Linked DNA regions of Homo sapiens: region 1 is linked to region 2. Evidence: read pairs that join two places in POLR2A ChIA-PET (ENCODE). Cell type or tissue: MCF 10A. All regions are shown on one strand. Each heading gives the region's core, and the rest is flanking DNA. Links, peaks and the distances in the headings are about the cores only.

Region 1 (9,217 bases), core at 223-8,222, 54 kb after region 2:
TTAATATTCAATGAAATGGCCATTCTTTTTTTTTTTTAATTTCAGAGACATTCTATATATTTTTTTAAATTTCAACTTTTATTTTAGATACAGAGGGCACATGTGCAGGTTTGTAACATGGGTATATTGTAACCAGGTGGTGAGCATAGTACCCAATAGGTTGTTTTTCAACCCATGCTCCCTTCCCTCCCTTCACCCCTCTGGAAGTCTGCAGTGTCTTTTGTTCCCATGTTTATGTCTATGTGTTCTCAATGTTTAGCTCCCACTTTTAAGTGAAAACATATATTATTGGTTTTCTGTTCCTGTGTTAATTCGCTTAGGATTATGGCCTCCAGCTCCATCCATGTTGCTGCAAAGGCTATGATTTTATTCTTTTTTATGGCTTGTAGTATTCCATGGTGTGTATGCACTACCTTTTCTTTATCAAATCCACTGTTGATGGGAACCCAGGCTGAATCCATGTCTTTGTTATTGTGAGTAACCTGGCAATAAACTTATGAGTGCATGTGTCTTTTTGGTAGCATGATCTGTTTTCCTTTGGGTATATATGCAGTAATAGGATTGCTGGGTTGAATGTTAACTCTGTTTTAAGTTCTTTGAGACATCTGCAAACTGCTTTCCACAGTGGCTGCACTAATTTACTTTCCCACTGACAGTTTATAAGCGCTCTTTTCTCTGCAGCCTCACCAGCATCTGCTGTTTTTTGACTTTTAGTAGTAGCCATTCTGACTGGTGTGAGATGGTGTATCTTGGTGGTTTTGATTTGTATTTCTCTGATAATTAGTGATGATAAGCATTTTTTCATGTTAGTTGGCCACTTCTAAGTCTCCTTTTAAGAAGTGTCTATTCATGTCCTTTGCCCATTTTTTAATGGGGTTGTCTTTTGCTTGTTGATTTCTTTAAGATCCTTATAGATTCTGAATATTAGGCCTTTGTCAGTGCATAGTTTGCAAATGTTTTCTTCCATTCTGTAGGTTGTTTACTTTGTTGATAGTTTCTTTTGCTGCGCAGGAACTCTTTAATTAGATCCCATTTGTCAATTTTTGTTTTTTGTTGCTTTTGCTTTTGGAGACTTAGCCAAAAGTTCTTTGTCACGGCTTATGTTGAGAAGGGTATTTCCTAGGTTTTCTTCCAGGATTTTTATAGTTTGAGGTCTTACATTTAAATCTTTTATCTATGTTGAGTTAATTTTTGTTTATGGTGAAAGATAAGGAAGGATTCAGTTTCATTCTTCAGCATATGGCTATACAGTTATCCCAGCATCATTTATTGAATAGGGAGTCATTTCCCCATTGCTTACTTTTGTCAGTCTTGTTAATATCAGATGGTTGGAAATGTGCAGCTTTATTTCTGAGTTTTCTATTTTGTTCTATTGGTCTTTGTGTCTGTTTTTGTATCAGTACCATACTGTTTTGGTTACTGTAGCCATAGAGTATATTTTGAAATTGGGTAGTGTGATGGCTCTGGCTTTGTTCTTTTTTCTTAGGATTGCTTTGACTATTTGGGCTCTTTTTTGGTTTTATATGAATTTTAGAGTTGTTTTTTCTAATTCTGTGAAGAATGTTCATAGTTTGATAGCAATGGCATTGAATTTGTAAATTGCTTTGATAGTATGGTCATTTCAATGATATTGATGCTCCTAATCCATGGGCATGGAACGTTTTTCCCTTTATTTGTCTCATCTCTGATTTCTTTCAGCAGTGTTTTATAATTCTCCTTGAGATCTTTCACCTCTTTGGTTAGCTGTGTTCCTAGATATTTCATCATCTTTGTGGCTATTGTAAACGGGATTATGTTCTTGACTCTCAGCCTGGATGTTACTGGTGTATAGAAATGTTACTAATTTTTGTACATTGATTTTACATCCTGAAACCCTTCTAAAATCACATATCAGTTCTAGTAGCCTTTTGGCAGAGTCTTTAGGGTTTTCTAGGTATAGAATCATATCATCAGCAAAGAGAGATTGTTTGACCTCTTCTTTTCCTATTTGGATGCCTTTTATTTCTTTCTCTTGCCTGATTGCTCTGGCGGGGGCTTCCAGTGCTATGTTGAATAGGAGTGGTGAGAGTGGACATCCTTGTCTTGTTCTGACTCTCAGGGGGAATTGTTCCAGCTTTTGCCCGTTGAATATGATGTTGGCTGTGGGTTTTTTCATAGATGGCTCTTATTATTTTGAGGTATGTTCCTTCAATGCCTAGTCTGTTGAGGGTTTTTTTAAATCATAAAGGGAAATGTTGGATTATATAAAAAGTTTTTCTGTGTCTATTGAGATGACATATGGTTTTTGCTTTTAATTCTGTTTATGTGGTGAATCACATTTATTGATTTGCATATGTTAGAACCAACCTTGCATCCCAGGAATAAAGCCTAATTGATCGTGATGAATTAACTTTTTTATGTGCTGCTGGATTCAGTTTGCTAGTATTTTGTTGAGAATTTTTGCATCTATGTTCATCAGGGATATTGGCCTGAAGTTTTCTTTTTTAGTTGTGTCTTTGCCAAATTTTGGTATTAGGCTGATGCTGGCTTCATAGTATGAGTTAGGGAGGAGTCCCTCCTCCTTGATTTTTTGGAATTGTTTCAGTAGGATTTGTACCAGTTCCTCTTTACACTTCTGGTAGAATTCAGCTGTGAATCCATCTGGTCCAGAGCTTTTTTTGGTTGGTAGGTTTTAAAAAAAATTATTATTGGTTCAACTTCGGAGTTTGATATTGGTCTACTCAAGATTTCAATCTCTTCCCAATTCAATCTTGGGAAATTGTGTTTCCAGGAATTTATCCATTTCCTCTAGATTTTCTAAGTTGTGTGCATAGAGTTGTTGTAGTGGATCTTTTGTATTTCTGAGGGATCAGCTGTAATATCTTTGTCATTTCTGATTATACTGATTTGGATCTTCTCAGAGACATTCTTACCAAATTCAAGGTACTGTCCAAATAATGCTAATTCTAATAGGACTATTTTGCATGAAATGCTATTTTGTAAAAAGTACACTCTTGTCTTGTTGAGTTGCTATAACAAAATACCATAAAATGGGTAGTTTGTAAATGACAGAAATCTAATCCAAGATCAAGTCCAGAAGATTCAATGTCTGATGAGGGCCTGTTTCCTCATAGATGGCCATCCTCTCAGTCTATCCTCACATGGTAGAACGGGTAAGGAGTCTCTCTTGGGCCTCTTTTATAAGGGGACTAATCCCATTAATGAGGATCACCTCCCAAAGGCCCCACCTCCTAATACCGTGACATTGGGGATTAGATTTCAACATATGGACTTTGGGGGACGTAAGAACTCAGTCCACTGCAGCTCCTGACAGTCACATCCATCTCCAGCTTTAAGTGATGGGGCATGCAGTCTCCTTTGCTCTCAGAGTACCTTCTGTACTTATTAGAGGATTTTGCTTAATATTCTGTTCATTTATCATTCTCAGAGGATTGAATCTCTTGAGAGTGGCATCCAGCTTATATAATTATTTGTTGTGCAAATGAATGAAAACAAAAATAAATGACATATGGCAAACTCTCACTCACCTTAGGAGACACCATCATGTGTTGGTTTAGAGCATGAACTCTGAAGCCCAAACCACCTGGATTCAAGTCTTGGCTCCATCATTTATTACCTGTGTGTCCTTAGACAATTGTGAATCATACTGGTGCATCTAAGCTTTGTCTTTTCAAATGTGGAGATAACTGTAGTTCCTAACTCTTACCATTGTTATAAAGATTAAATGAGGTTGTATATACAAAGTGCTTGTAACAGTGCCTGTATACAGTAAGTACTGTATAATATTGCTATTATCCTTTTTTTTTTTAAATAGCGATGACATGGAATAGTGTGTGCCCTTAGAAAATTCATTCTGGAATTCAAATCTTAGGGTGCCAAAATGAAGAAGTGCTTTATCTCCACTTTGGGTTCAGGAGCCCCAGAGTATGGGAAGGGGTGGTGGAGGTCCTCAGTATATCGCAAAGCTGAGGATGTTTGTATCTTTGTCACTCATCAGGCTGCCAAGGCTCATGGTGAACTAATAAACAGCCTTTCTTTTTGGTTAGAATCTCTCAATTCCATATAGCAACTCTTTTACCTCAGGCTGGTTGTGATTCATCTTAATTTGGAGGATAAACAAATTAATCATTAATTAGTCAAGTTAATTTGGTAGCTGAAATCTTTAACAACAGTGATCCATGCAAGAGCTAATAAAAGGGATATGGATGATAAACAGAGGGGGCAGGCAGGATTGAAAGATTTTTGAACTAGCAGGGACTGTTTAATGATTCTTATTCTTTGTATTTTTTGAAGTGTTCTGTTTAATATTTAATATGATTGACCGTATCTAGCTGTTGGCCTCATACTTATCTTTTAGTTCCACGCCGCCCCCTCCCCCAGCATTTTATTATGCAAAATTTCTAGTATACAGCAAAGTTAAAGGAATTTAAAAGTGAATACCTATAGGGTCAACACATAGATTCTAACATTAATATTTTGCAATGCTTGCTTGATCACAAAGCTGTACAATTATCCATCCCTATGTACACCCCCAATCTACTTTATATTTTTATATGCTTGGTTAGGTTTATTATTTGATCATCCATATGGGAGAAGTCGGTGTTTTATACTTATCCTCCAGAAACTAATAGTGGTAAATAAATACATGAAGCAATGCTTTTAAAGAGGTATGAAGTAAAAACTGCTCTCACTGGAAGGATTCTTTAAGAATCAAGGTGGGGCGAGGGGAAGAAATGTGTAGGTGAAAAAATAAGCCTTTGGGAAAATAATTCAATATATTAGATAACTCATTAAAATATTCTTTTTGATATATTAGATTTTTAGTTTCACTTTGCAAGCTATGCAGGCTCAGCTCTTATTGTTTCCAGTAAATGGCAACATAACTGGGGCAGAAAAGGAACTAAGTTCAAAAAAAGTTTTAAAGAAAATCCTTGAAGGTTGAAGGCTAACAATCACATAACACTAATGCCTAAGATATCAGTTTGTGTCAACTTTCCTTCCTCTAGACAAGTTATTACATCGAATTGCCTGGCCTTCCTTTTCACCACTGGTATAGAATCCACAATGCTAGTTCTTCTGGAGTTCTGAAAGCAGCTCCAAAGGGCATGAATAAGTCATAGGGCAAAATCTTGATTATGATTCAAAAAGAAGGCATAGTTACTTTGTTCTTCATGAACCATGGAAGCACATAGTAGAAAGCCATACTTGTTTTGGAGGACAGTTTTTGGTTGCTGCTGTTTTCTGGCAATGCATGTTTACTAGAAACAGAGCTGCAAAGTTACTAATGAACATTTATCCATTTCACTTTCAGTTCACTTCTTCAACTGAGATGGACATGATATAATCTCCATTGAGTCAAAGAATGGCATCTAGTCCTGAGCTTCCCACCGAAGATGAACAGGGTTCCTGGGGCATCGACGATCTCCATATTTCATTGCAAGGTAATTAAGATTGGGTGGGGGTAACACCCACAGAAACTGGGGAAACCTTACTTTTATCTAGTTGCAAGTCACACTGATTTTCGTCTCTCTTATGGAGATAAATATATCTGTATTTTTCCAACTGTAGAAACCTTTTAATATATTTAAATGTCTTTATTTCTGCCTTAGCTCTCTGGGAAAGTAAGGAATACCTGCAAGGAATTTGCTATCTCCAGTTTCTTACTGAGTGTATGCATTTTATTTGCAGTGAAAATTAAATAGTAAACTGTAGTTTGCTTGGCATTGTTTTTACTTCTTATCTTTTTGTGTAGCTTCTTTTAAATGCACATCCTTGCCAGGCACGGTGGCTCATGCCTGTAATCCCAGCACTATGGGAGGCCGAGGCGGGCGGATCACCCAAGGTCAGGAGTTCGAGACCAGCCTGACCAACATGGGGAAACCCTGTCTCTACTAAAAATACAAAATTAGCCAGGTGTTGTGGCACATGTCTGTAATCCCAGCTACTTGGGAGGCTGAAGCAGGAGAATTGTTTGAACCCGGGAGGCGGAGGTTGCAGTGAGCTGAGATTGTGCCATTGCATTCCAGCCTGGGCAACAAGAGCGAAACTCCATCTCAAATAAATGAATGAATGAATGCACATCCTTATTTTGTCCTGATAGGAAGAGAGGTAATATTATAAATGAATGACCTTTCAGTCATGTGAATCATGTGTGCATGTATATAAGTGCTGTCATTTTTTTAAAAGTGCTTCTTGTGGAGTTTGGCAATATTTTTGTTGTATTTTGAAAATTCACTAGCCACTAGACCTTCTACCTTTGTTGATAAAGCAAATTTTGGAGTTGAGTAAAGTAAGCTAGTATAAAAGAAATAAGGCTATAGCAGGCCTTTGAAAATATTTATGGAACTATGTGTTTTAAAGTAACTTTAAGATTATGGGCAGTATTATGCAGCATTTTTAGAATGTTACTCAAAGTCATAGATTCTGAGTCATTTATGGTAAAGATGCCAAAATTACTTTTTTTCTGATATTTTCCTTTAAATTAAAGATCTGTTTTGATGCCATATTGAGTGATTTGGCAAAATAAAATCTGTTTTGAATGATTTGCTTCTATATTTTGAGCTGAGATGGAAATCAATAGCTGTTAGAATAGACAGTATCTGTATATATCAGCCTTTTCAAAGTAATTATTGTATACTTTGTGTAGAGTAAGAAACATTTAAATTGTTGAGAGGTTATACTTGAGGTAAGAATTTTTAAAATTTTCAGTAAGGACTTAAAAATAATGTCTGAATATTCAGATGTAGATGGAATCAAGCTTTCATTTAACTGGAAAAAAATTATTGTTTTTCTATGATGTTTTGGTTGCATGTAACGTTTTGGCTGCAATAAGTAGGTAAATCAGATTTGTAATGCTGGCTCTGCCAGTCACTGATTCTTTGAACTTGGAGGAGAGATTTCATCTTTTGAGTCTCAGTTTCCTTATTTGTAAAATGTGAATCAGAGTTCCCACACTGCAGCTGCATTTTGAAGATGAACAGTAAGGGAGACAAAGGGGCTTAGCACAGTGCCTAACACAGACTAGGGACTCAGTATGTACATCACACTTTCTTTTTCTAGGTTTATGGCCAAAATCTTACTCTCAAAGTATTTCTTGTCCAAGAGCACATGGCTGGAGTAGAAACTTCATGATCTATAGGAAAAAATTGTAAACCAGATGTCTGGTTTTTTTCTGCTTTTTCTTTTGTTTGTTTTGTTTTAACATTTCTGTTCAATGGCTCCCTATCACATGTGGGATGAAGTCCAGACTTCTTGGCGTGGTTCAGGCTTTTACTGGTCCAGTGCTTGCCTTTCTCTCTGCTCTTATCTCCCACCATGCCCCATAAGCACTCTGTGCTCCAACCCCATGGTTCCTTAAGGGGCCATATTCTCCCTGGTCCGCCAGCCTGTGTGCTTTCATTCAGATTGTTTCCCTTGTAGCTCCCCCGGCCCCTCCTCCAGCAGCAGAAGTCATCCTCTCATCCATCCTTCATACATCCTTTATCCATCCCCAGGACGATTAGAATCAGTTTCCTGTGAGCTCTGCTCTCTCTTAGGCTGAGATAACGTGCTCCCTCCTCTGTTCTCCCGTAGTATCTCTTTGAGCACTTGGTAGTATTATTATTATTATACATATCAAGTAATATTTTCTTCCCCACAGCAGGGGACATTTTGACTTTTATGTAGCATGCTGTAACTTATGTAGCACTTTTGCATACATTATCTCATTTGATCCTCACAACCACATGATGAAGTAGATTTAAAAAAAATCTTTGACAATTGAGAAAGAGGCTGCAGCTCAGAAAGAATGAATTACTTGCCCAGAGTCCCGCAGCTAGTGAGCAGTGGAGCTGTGTTTTGACTAGGACAGTTTTCTTTGTATTGTACCATACCCTCTTTGTTACACTTCAAAGAACAGTTTGAAAGAGGGAGTTTCCTTAACAACTTTCACTGGAAAATTCATTAAATCTTAGCCTTAACCTATTCAATCCATAGCAAGTTTTCACATCCAGAATATGGAGGGCATCTTTAAGTAATATTAGTGATCTCAGGCTTATAAGTAGCTCAAAATAATTAGCAAATTACTGAGAAATGAGTGGTTTCTTATAGCATGTTTTGAATTATCGTAGGTTATACAATCTGTTTTACAATTGGAGAGTAGTATGGACTGTTTTGCAATGTAAATGTGATATACGTGCACTGGTCAGTCTGAATGATTTCCTTTAATGATGTATTTAGAGGAATCGTGGTGCTGGACACACTGCTGTCTTAGGGGGACTGGTAGAAAGCCAATACTATAATGTCAAGGTGACGCTGGGCAGTCTGTTCACATTAGCCAGGTACCCTCAAGAGATACCAACCAAGAAGTTCCCATACCTATAAGATGAAGGCTTTACGGCGAAATGAATAGATTTCCCAAAGTTAAGCTCCATATTGTTATCAGTGAATTTGTAATGATTCTTTCAGCCTAAGTTGTTGAAGGAAAGAAGGAAAGGAGGGAGGAAGGAAGAAAAGAAGGCAGACACTTGTATATATTTCTAAAGGCACCTTTGCTTTCATAGCAGGATTATTAGCTATTTGAGAAAAAAAAAAGATGGACAATATTATCTGCATGAAGTACTACTGAACCAAAGGCTGTTGGTGGTAGTCTTAAAGGCACTTGGCATTGTACACACAGCAAGCAGACTCGTATTTCACAGAATTCACATGTGCTTAATGATCCCTGGGGTAATATGAGAAAGAGATTTCATGTAATATAAGAGGCTCAGGATCCCTGCTCATAAGAAAGTTTTTATTTTTCTTTGTTTCAGAACCTTTTTTTAGAGGCAGATAGAGACAGTAGAATGGCCTAATTAACTTATAAAGCCTGCTTTATTTTAGCAAAAACTTAATCTAAGGTGAGACAATTGTGGCAACACCCTGACTCAGAATAACACACGCAAGAAAAGATTAAAATGTCTCAGTTGAAATGTAGTGCTTCATCATTAATATGCTATGAAAGCATATAGCCCGTATGTACAGGGCCTAAAAGGAATCAGCCCTGAAGATCAGGCAGTGCTTTGCCGAAATTCATAGAGCAGGACGATAAGCAAGTGACTTTATCTTTCTTTTCATTGATTTTTTTGTGTGCTCTTTGAGAAAATATCTTTGTAAAGCCAATTTGAGGGTACCCTCCCTCTTTTTTTTGAGAGAGGGTCTTGCTCTGTCACCCAGGCTGGAGTGCAGTGGCATGAACACG
Region 2 (9,217 bases), core at 602-8,601:
GCTGTGCAAGTATATGCGGAATGTCTACTTCTGTGGTTCTCACCCATGTGTCACAGTATGTTTGTGTACCAAGTCACAGATGTGCTTTCATTTTGATCAACTTGCAAAACTTATGCTTATTGCAATTGGAGTTAGCAAAGTCTCTCAGGCAGGCTGTTGAGCCCAACGGATCATTTGTTATAAAATACAGAGGATTGATGGGGCATGGGGCATAATATGACAACATACTTTTTTTTTTTTTTTTTTTGAGATGGAGTTTCGCTCTTGTTGCCCAGGCTGGAGTGCAACGGCATGATCTCGGCTTACTGCAATCTCTGCCTCCTGGGTTCAAGCGATTCTCCTGCCTCAGCCTCCCAAGTAGCTAGGATTACAGGCATGAGCCACCACACCTAGCTTTTTTTTTTTTTTTTTTTTTTAGTAGAGACGGGGTTTCACCATGTTGGCCAGGCTGGTCTCGAACTCCTGACCTCAGGTGATCCACCTGCCTCAGCCGCCCAAAGTGCTGGGATTACAGGTGGGAGTCACTGCACCTGGCCGACAACATACTATGTTATCACACTACATTTGTATTTCGGTACATGGAAGAGTGTACGCATGGCCAGGTTCATGGCAACCCTTACTGTTTCCTAGTCAGAGATGTAACCATATGAGCCATCCATTTATAGGCCCAGGGTTGTGTTTTAAAAGAACTAGGTATGTCTCAGTTTGGCTTAACATTAACATTTGATTATCACTTCAAAGTACAGAGGATCTGTTTCATTGCACTTGTCATTAGTTTAATCTGCTGATTTAAAAGTATGTATTAATTTAATATCCAAACTAGGATGGCTAAGAGACACCACAGGTAATTAGAAGGGTCTAATTAGAGACACCTAAAAATATTTTGAGACATTGTATTCTGGACTCTTTAAGGTGTACTAGACAACATGGAGCAACAGTTCTTTCACTTCAACAAGGGCTTGTAACATAGATGCCTGGAAGGAAACAATGACTAGGAAATTGTAACATTTTCTCCAGAGACTGTTACCATTATGATTTTGCAGGATTTACTGTAAAGAAAGCAATAGACATAGAATGGAAATGAATAGAACCGAGAAGAGAAAAATAGCAGACAATGCTTTGTATACAGCTCCACAAATCCTAGAGCCCAACTTCTCCCTAAAATTGGCTCTCCAGCTTGCAACTCTCCAACCCATCAAGCAAAGTGGTTTTAGGAAAAGACAGCATATGGCCGGATGCGGTGGCTCATGCCTGTAATCCCAGCGCTTGGGGAGGCCGAGGTGGATGGATCACGAGGTCAGGAGTTCAAGACCAGCCTGGCCAAGATGGTGAAACCCCATCTCTACTAAAAATACAAAAATTAGCCAGGCATGGTGGCGGGCGCCTGTAATCCCAGCTACTTGGGAAGGTGAGGCAGGAGAATCACTTGAACCCAGGAGGCAGAGTTTGCAGTAAGCCAAGATTGCACCAGTGCACTCCAGCCTGGGCAACAGAGCAAGACTCTGTCTCAAAAAACAAACGAACGAACAAACAAAAAAACCCAGAAAGTTCTTTTTGGTTTATAGAGCTTTGTTGTGACTCAAGCCATTGTTAATAAATCATGCAAAGCTAGGTAGTCTGAGAAGTGATACCATTGGAAGGATAATCTAGGAATACAAGGAACTCTGCATTTGTGAAGAGTTGAGCTACTGACCATTAATAAAATGTGCATTTCAAATAATTTGCCTGAATCATCCTGGTAGTCACAGAGGTAAACGTTTTTGAAACAATTGTTCCAAATTGTGGGTACAACTTACAACTAATTTTTCCCATTAATATATGTTTGCTGAATGCATTATCAAACGTCTAATCTCTGCTCTTTGCCATCTAGTTTGAGTCACTTAAATAATTCAGGCAAGATTCTGTAGCCACAGACATATATATGAACTTGGAGTTTTAAGAAAAGTTAAGGCCGGTTGCAGTGGCTCATGCCTGTAATCCTAGCACTTTGGGAGGCTGAGGTGGGAGGATCACTTGAGGCCAGGAGTTTGAGACTAGCTTGGGCAACACAGCCAAACCCCGACTCTAAAAAAATGCAAAAATTACCGGTGTGGTGTCGTGCGCCTGTGGTCCCAGCTACTAAGCGGGGGGGGGGGGGGGGGGAATGAAATGGATGAAATGGGGGGGGGGGGTTGAGGCTGGAGGATATCTTGAGACCAGGAGGTAGAGGCTGCAGTGAGTTTAGATCGCGCCACTGTACTCCAGCCTGGGCGACAGAGTGAGACCCTGTCTAAAAAATGAAAAAGTTAAATTTGATTGTGATAGAAACTCAATAGAGAAATATTGAAAATCCGCTGCTTTTTAATGTAATAATAGTGAGGTGCGCCTTTTATTTGGAACTTCAAGTGCCTTAGTAATACGGTAATCACAGCGCTAGAGGTAAGTGGGTGTCAAGTGGCATCATCCTGGGTCCAAAGGGACTGATTATGGGCTGGAAAATCAAACTGGCACCTGCAAGACGCAGTTCCAAGGATGCAGTTCGCAGTGAGTTTTCAGACCTGGATGATGTATGTCAGGTCGGACGACTGAGACAGCTCTCCACTTCCCCTCATCCAAGGGGAAGGAGGAACCCAGTTATCTGCATTAACAAACGCCTCCCCTTCTCTCCAGGTGACCCCAAGATCCGGACCACACTACGAAATACGGATCCAGATTTTAAAGGCCTTCGAATCCAAAGTCCTCGTTTTACAAAGAGCCCGCGGGGTGAAATGACTTGCTCATGGTCTGGTAGCTAATCGCAGATCTGCTCTCTAACTCCTACTTCCAAGACCCAGGAATCTACGGGTGTTGGAGAAGACCCCTCCTGAAATCCTCCAGAAGAGCTTTTTGAGGGAGCTTGTGGCTCCTGTTCACCCAGCCCCGGGTAAGAAAAGGGTCGCGAACCTGCATTGCGAGGTGGTCTCTCCCTCACACCACCTCTGATGTCCCAAAAGACGGGGAGAAAGTTGCCCGCCCCGGGCTGCGGCGGGGCCTGCTGCTCCGCCCCGGCGCTGGCGGGCGCGCTCTACACTGGCCGCCGAGGGGCGAGCGCGGGACCCGGAGGCGGGCGGCGGGCGGGGAAGGCGCGGGGCGTGGTTTGCCGCTTTCCGAGCGCCAAGGAGCGGAGCGCGCTCAGCTGCGCCCAGAGCCTTCGGCCGGACCTGAAAAAGCGAGAGGGAGAGCGAGCAAAAGGCGCGATCCAGAGAGCCAGGCAAGCGGGGCGCCGACCTCGGGCGGCCCCGGCCCGCGCCCTTGCCCCTCGGCCGGGCGGACGGTGGGTGAGCGCGGCCGCGGGGCCCCAGCACCCCGGTGCGCCCCGGAGAGAGTGGGAGGGAGGGGAAGGGGCGGGGGCGAGAGAGGGAAAGGTCTCTGAGCCGGGGGCGGGGGCGGCGGGAGACGGGAACCGACCCGATGCCGGGGTCCGAGCCGGGCCACAGGAAACTTTGCTCGGGTGGGGAGAGCGGGGTGCGCGGAGGGCGCCGTAAACTTGTCAGCGGGCGGGGCGCTCCGGGGATTGGAGCGAGCGCCAGCGGGTGGCGTTTGTCTCTCTGGGTTCTTTGTGTCACCTCCGGGCCCCAGCCCGCCGGTCCGCCCGGCTCGGGCAGGCGCTGCGCGGGAGGCTGTGCCCGGGTGCCCCGGCCGCCCCCTCCCGGGCCCAGGCCCCGGCCCTCGGGGGCCGCTGATTGTTTTCATTCCTCGCGTCACGCCTGGGCGGGAAAGATTTTGAACGCCGCGTGAGCTGGAAGGCGGACAGCCGCGGCGCAGAGATTGCAGGATCGTGAGCGGTGCGGTGCTCGCCCCGGGGACCCGGGAACCCGCGGGTCGGGGCGCACCGGGGCTGGAGAGGGCGCGGGGACGGGCGGCCCGGGCACTGGAGGGGCGGCGGCGGGTGCGGCAGCCTAGCGCCTCCGCGGGGGCGGGGGGGCGCTCCGACGGCCGGGATTATAATTCCATTTTGATTGCTTGGGGTCTTTGTTGTCTGAAATTGCCTTTAGGGTCTGACGGTGGCACCTTCTCCTCCTTAGGTTATTTTTCTTCTGTTGAAAAGGGCGGGGCGGGGGCTGTGTATGGAATCAGTGCTGCTGGGAACATTAGCGCCTTATTTGATTGAGGCTGAGAAGTCCTGTGTAGCATTCGCGTTTGTGGAAGCCTGCTGTTTCCGAAAGTTATTTCCCCCTCCCTCCGTGAAAGGGAGCGTCTGAGCTGGACGCCGCAGGCACGGTTGTGTACAAGCACCAGCAAGTCGGAGCCAACCCGTGAGGGTTCTTTCAAGCCGCTCCACACTTGGCATCACTTTTTTTTTTTTTTTTGAGTTTGTTTTATTTGAAGCAACTTTTGTGTGCTTTTCTAGAAGTCCGAAGGCTTCGTTGCAGATACTATTTGGCTATGCTAGGATGGGTTCGATCATTTTTAGAGTTGGGGAATACAATTAAACCATGCCGGGCTACACCTGGCCTTCTCACCACTCCAGTACCTGCCACTGAGACATCGTAAACATGTTCAGAGGAGAGTGTTCAGCTTTTATGGGATGAATATTTGGTGTGTTTTCATGCTTTAATGCATGACTCCTTCTCCAAGTTGTCTTTCTGGAAAGCTGTGGAGACTCTTAAGGGCTTTTCCTGAGATAATTACTGAACGGCTTTAGCCCGGCCAGCCCCCTGGGGCGGTGGGAACAGGTGTAATCCTCATTAAGTTTTTTCGTGGTGAAGAATGGAGATGTCAAAATAAGTAAAAAGTGGAAATGTTTAGGTCTTTGTCCACATGTTTGAATTAACAAAGCTTATCTGAATTTTTAAAAAATCAAACTCAAACCACTTTTGGTCAGCTAGCCTTAAAATTGTTTGAAAAATCATGTGAATAAATTTACCTAATTAGAAATTTTTTAGCATTTCAGTGGATTCGTGTTAATTGTGTTGTAGGATATTACAGAATGTTTAGAGAACTGAGTCACAATGAGGTTATTCTGAGTAGTGCTCTCACTAGCATAAGGTGAGAGTTAATGTAAAATTTAAAAACTGAATGAATCACATTTTAATAAGGGAACGGGTGAAAAGCAATTGGTTCATTTTTCATTATTATATTTTTCATTACTTATATGTTTTAAATATATATTTTCAATAATTTCACAAAGTTATTTATTCATTTACTCAAACTCCTACATATACCAGCCACTGTGCTGGCTTCTGGAGATCTGAATAATAATAGTTACTCCTTATAGAATGCTTATTTTATACCAGTAGATATTTTACATAGATTACCTTTTTACCTTTTTCATCTATAAGTATTTATTGAGTACCTACAATGTATTGTGCTGGGTGTTGGGGCGATAGTGGTGCACAAGACAGTCGTGATTCCTGCCCTTATCTAGGTGGGGAATCTAGGCAGGAAATAAAATATATTGCTAAACTAATAGCAGCTTTTGAAAGGTAAATCATATCACATCATTCTTCTGTTCAAAACCCTCCATTGGCTTCCTATGTCTCTCTGAGTGAATGGCAAAGACCTGACAGTGGCTCCCAGAACAACCTCTTTTGGCTTCCCTGCCTCTCCATGCTGTGACTTTCCTATCTTATCTGTTGCTCTCCTCCCTACTCGAGTGTCTACAGCCAAACCAGCTTTCTTGCTGCATGAGGGCCTTTGGACTTGTTGTGCGCTGCCTGGAATGACCCCCTGTCCCTAGCTCCCATATCTCTAATGGCTCTTGTTGATCTGACCCCCTTCACTTCTTTACTTGATGTTATTTTGTCAGTGAGCCTTCACTAACCTCCAAATTTAAAATCACAGCCATCCTCGCGACTCCCATTCCTCCTTTCATAAGTTGTTATTTTTCCTCCGTAGCACTTATGGCTATATCATATGTTGCTTGTTTATTGTCTGTCTTTTTCGGGAGATTTTATATCCTTCAGAACTGTATCACAGCTGTTTTATTCACTGTTACACCTTCAGAATCTGGAACGGTAACTGGCGTATAGCAGGTCCTCAATAACTTGAATGAGTGTTGAGTGGAAAGAAGGGTATAACAGAGTGCTGGGACATGGAATAACCAAGGCCTCCTAGAATACTGGTGAGAAGGCCTCTAGGTGGAAGTGACATTTAACTGAGACTTGAAGATGAGAAGGAGCTAGCCATGTTGTTGTGGCATAAGAGGTTGTAGAGAGGAGACAGGCATGGAAGAAGATCCGGCCGAGAGATAGGATGCTCAAAGGCCTCCAGGCAGGAAAGAGCTAGGTGGTGTGTGGATTTATTGGAACTGAGAGGTCATTGTGGCTGAGCACTGTCAAGTTAAGGGAGGGTAGGACTAAATGACAGGGTGGAAATCAGGTGTCAGATCATGCAGGGCCTTTCTGGAGAAATTAACATGGAATCCTCATATGTAGCCTATTAGCCCTTTTTATGGTTTAAGAAACTGGGCATCAGGGAGATTGAATAACTTTCTGAGATTATGCAGTAGGTGAGTGGCAGCGCCTAGAATACAAAGCCAGGCTCGCAGACTCTAACGAACCTGTATCTGACCACTATGTCAAAATCAAAAGACAGTCCCTGTCCTGGTGAAGCTGTTAGTCTAGTGGGAAGACAAGCTATTGCAGTATACACATGTGCTCCTGGGGGCTGTGGGAGGAGGGAAGCCCCTAGTTCTGCCTGGGAGTGGGACAGGCCAAATTGGAAACATACAATCATTTTTCCTTTTTTATTATTGTGAAATATTTCAGATTGGCAACATCTTAATTAAGAAATAATATTAAATACAATAGCCTATTCTCTGAGTCTTCACTGTATGTTCCCCTCCTTTTTTTCTTTTTAAAGACAAAATGCTTGCTTTCACATGTACAAAGGATCTGTGTCATAATGCCCCCTTTCCTACTTTCATCAAATAAAAGATTATGTCTGGAGTAGTGTAAATTCACTTATTTTATTTTTTTGAGACAAGGTCTCGTTCTATCACCCAGGCTGGAGTACAGTGGTGCGATCATGGCTCACTGTAGCCTCTACCTCCTGGGCCCAAGTGATTCTCCCACCCCGGCCTCCCAAGTAACTGACTACAGGTGCACACTACCATGCCTGGCCAACTGTGAATTTTTTTGTAGAGAAGAGGTCTCACCATGTTGCCTAGGCTGGTCTCCAACTCCTGGCCTCAAGTGATCCTCCCACCTCAGCCTCCCAAAGTGCTGGATTACAGGCATGAGTCTGCCCTTGGCCTCGTGTTTACATTTGAGAAGTTTTTGACTTATGTATAGACCTGTGGAACTGTCTCCCTGTAGCTCCTTGCTATACCCTGAATCCCTCTTCCTCATCCAGCCAATGATAGCTTTCTGTCTCTGTGGATTAGTTTGCGTTTTTTAGAATGTTATGTAAATGGAATCATGTAGTAAGTTCTCTTCTTTGCCTGGCTTTTGCTTAGCATAATTATTTTGAGACTCATCCACATTGTATCAATAGCTGATTTCTTTTTATTGTTAAGTAATACTCCATTGTACTGATAGACGCCAGTTCATGTATCTTTTCACCCATTGATAGACATTTAGGTTGTTTCTGGTTTTGGGCTATTAAAAATAAAGCTGCCATGAACATTATACACAGTCTTTGTATGCATATCTTTCATTTCCCCTGGGTAGATGTCTAGGAGTAGAATGACTAGATCCTATGGTAGGCATATGTTTAATTTTTCAAAGAACTACTATACTTTTCCAAAGTGGTTATATAATATAACCAAAATAGTCTATGAGGGTTCCAGTTGCCCCAGATCCTTGCCAACAGTTGGGGTGGTTAGGCTTTTATAGCCATTCTGTTGGGTGTGTAGTGACACCTCATTGTGGTTTTAATTTCCATTTCCCTGATGACTAATGATGTTGAGCATCATTTCATATGCTTATTTACCATCCATTTATCTTCTTTGTTGAAGTGTCTACTCAAATTTTTTGCCCGTTTTCTTGCATTGTTTTCCTTCTTATTGAGTTTTGAGAGTTCTTTGTGTATTCTGGATGCAAGTCATTTGTCACGTGTAAGATTTGCAAATATTTCCATTCAGTCTTATCTTAGTCCATTTTGTGCTGCCATTACAGAATACCATAGATTGGGTAATTTATAATGAACAGAAATTTATTGGCTCATGGTTCTAGAATCTGGGAAGTCTAAGATTGATGGGGCGACATCTGGTGAGAGCATTTTTGCTGTATCATTACATGACAGAAGGGCAAAGAGAGGGTGAGAAAGAAGCAAAATGGAGCTGTTTTATTATTTTTATTTTATTATTTATTTATTTATTTAAGACACAGTCTCACTCTGTCACCCAGGCTGGAGTGCAGTGACACAGTCTCAGCTCACTGCAACCTCTGCCTCCTGGGTTCTAGTGATTGTGGTACCTGGGATTACAGGTGTGCGTCTCCACACCGGCCTTTTTTTTTTTTTTTTTTTTTTTTTTTTTTTTGATTTTTAGTAGAGACAGGGTTTCACTGTGTTGGCCAGGATGGTCTTGAACTCCTGGCCTCAAGTGATCTGCCCACCTTGGCCTCCCAAAGTGCTGGGATTACAGGCATGAGCCACTGCACCCAGCCTATTTTTTTTTTTGAGACAGTATCTCGCTGTGTTGCCCAGGCTGGAGTGCAGTGGCTTGATCTCAGCTCACTGCAACCTCTGCCTCCCAGGTTCAAGCGATTCTCCTGCCTTAGCCTCCTGAGTAGCTGGGACTCCAGGTGCGTGCCACCACTCTCAGCCTGATTTATTCCTTTATAAGGAACCCACTCCTGCGATGATGGCATTAATCCATTAATGACAGCAGAGCCCTTATAACCTATCACCTGATAAAAGTTCCATCTCTTAATACTGTAATATTGTAACAGTATTGCCTCTTAATAATGTTACGATGGCGATTAAATTTCACCAGAGTTTTGGAGGGGACATTTAAACCATAGCAAATTTATTACATTCTCTTAACAATATCTTTTGAAGATACTGTTCTTAATTTTGATGAAGTACAATTTGTCAATTTATTCTTTATGGATTGTACTTTTGGTATTATTATCTAAGAAATCTGCCTAATTCAAAGTCAAAAAGGCTTTCTCCTATGATTTTTTTCTAAAATTTTTATAGGTTTTGGTTTAACATTTAGGTTCATGTACTTTAATTTTTGTTTATGGTGTGAATATGGGTGGAAGTTTACCCCACCTATGCCAGGAACATTTGGTAATTTTTGGAGACAGTG

What was found. Peaks named below come from ENCODE experiments on the same cell type or tissue, not always from the same donor. Only the 100,000 strongest peaks of a DNase experiment are listed, where the experiment ranks them.
Region 1: POLR2A ChIA-PET joins it to region 2 with 13 read pairs; 14 of 35 experiments call an interaction of 5 or more read pairs at or near these places.

What each region holds. Positions count from the first base shown.
Region 1 is chr14:63,903,787-63,913,003 of GRCh38, forward strand. It overlaps SYNE2 (spectrin repeat containing nuclear envelope protein 2), which reads left to right. Exons shown (of 116, transcript NM_182914.3): 2 at 5,312-5,441. The coding sequence starts at 5,363. Among named protein-coding and RNA genes, the nearest start is that of SYNE2, 55 kb to the left of the region's middle. In MCF 10A, for the core only: no CTCF peak of the experiment used is centred there; no DNase peak of the experiment used is centred there.
Region 2 is chr14:63,849,852-63,859,068 of GRCh38, forward strand. It overlaps SYNE2 (spectrin repeat containing nuclear envelope protein 2), which reads left to right and starts at 3,153. Exons shown (of 116, transcript NM_182914.3): 1 at 3,153-3,292. RefSeq lists a silencer at 2,944-3,923. In MCF 10A, for the core only: no CTCF peak of the experiment used is centred there; DNase peaks (open chromatin) are centred at 3,120 and 4,220.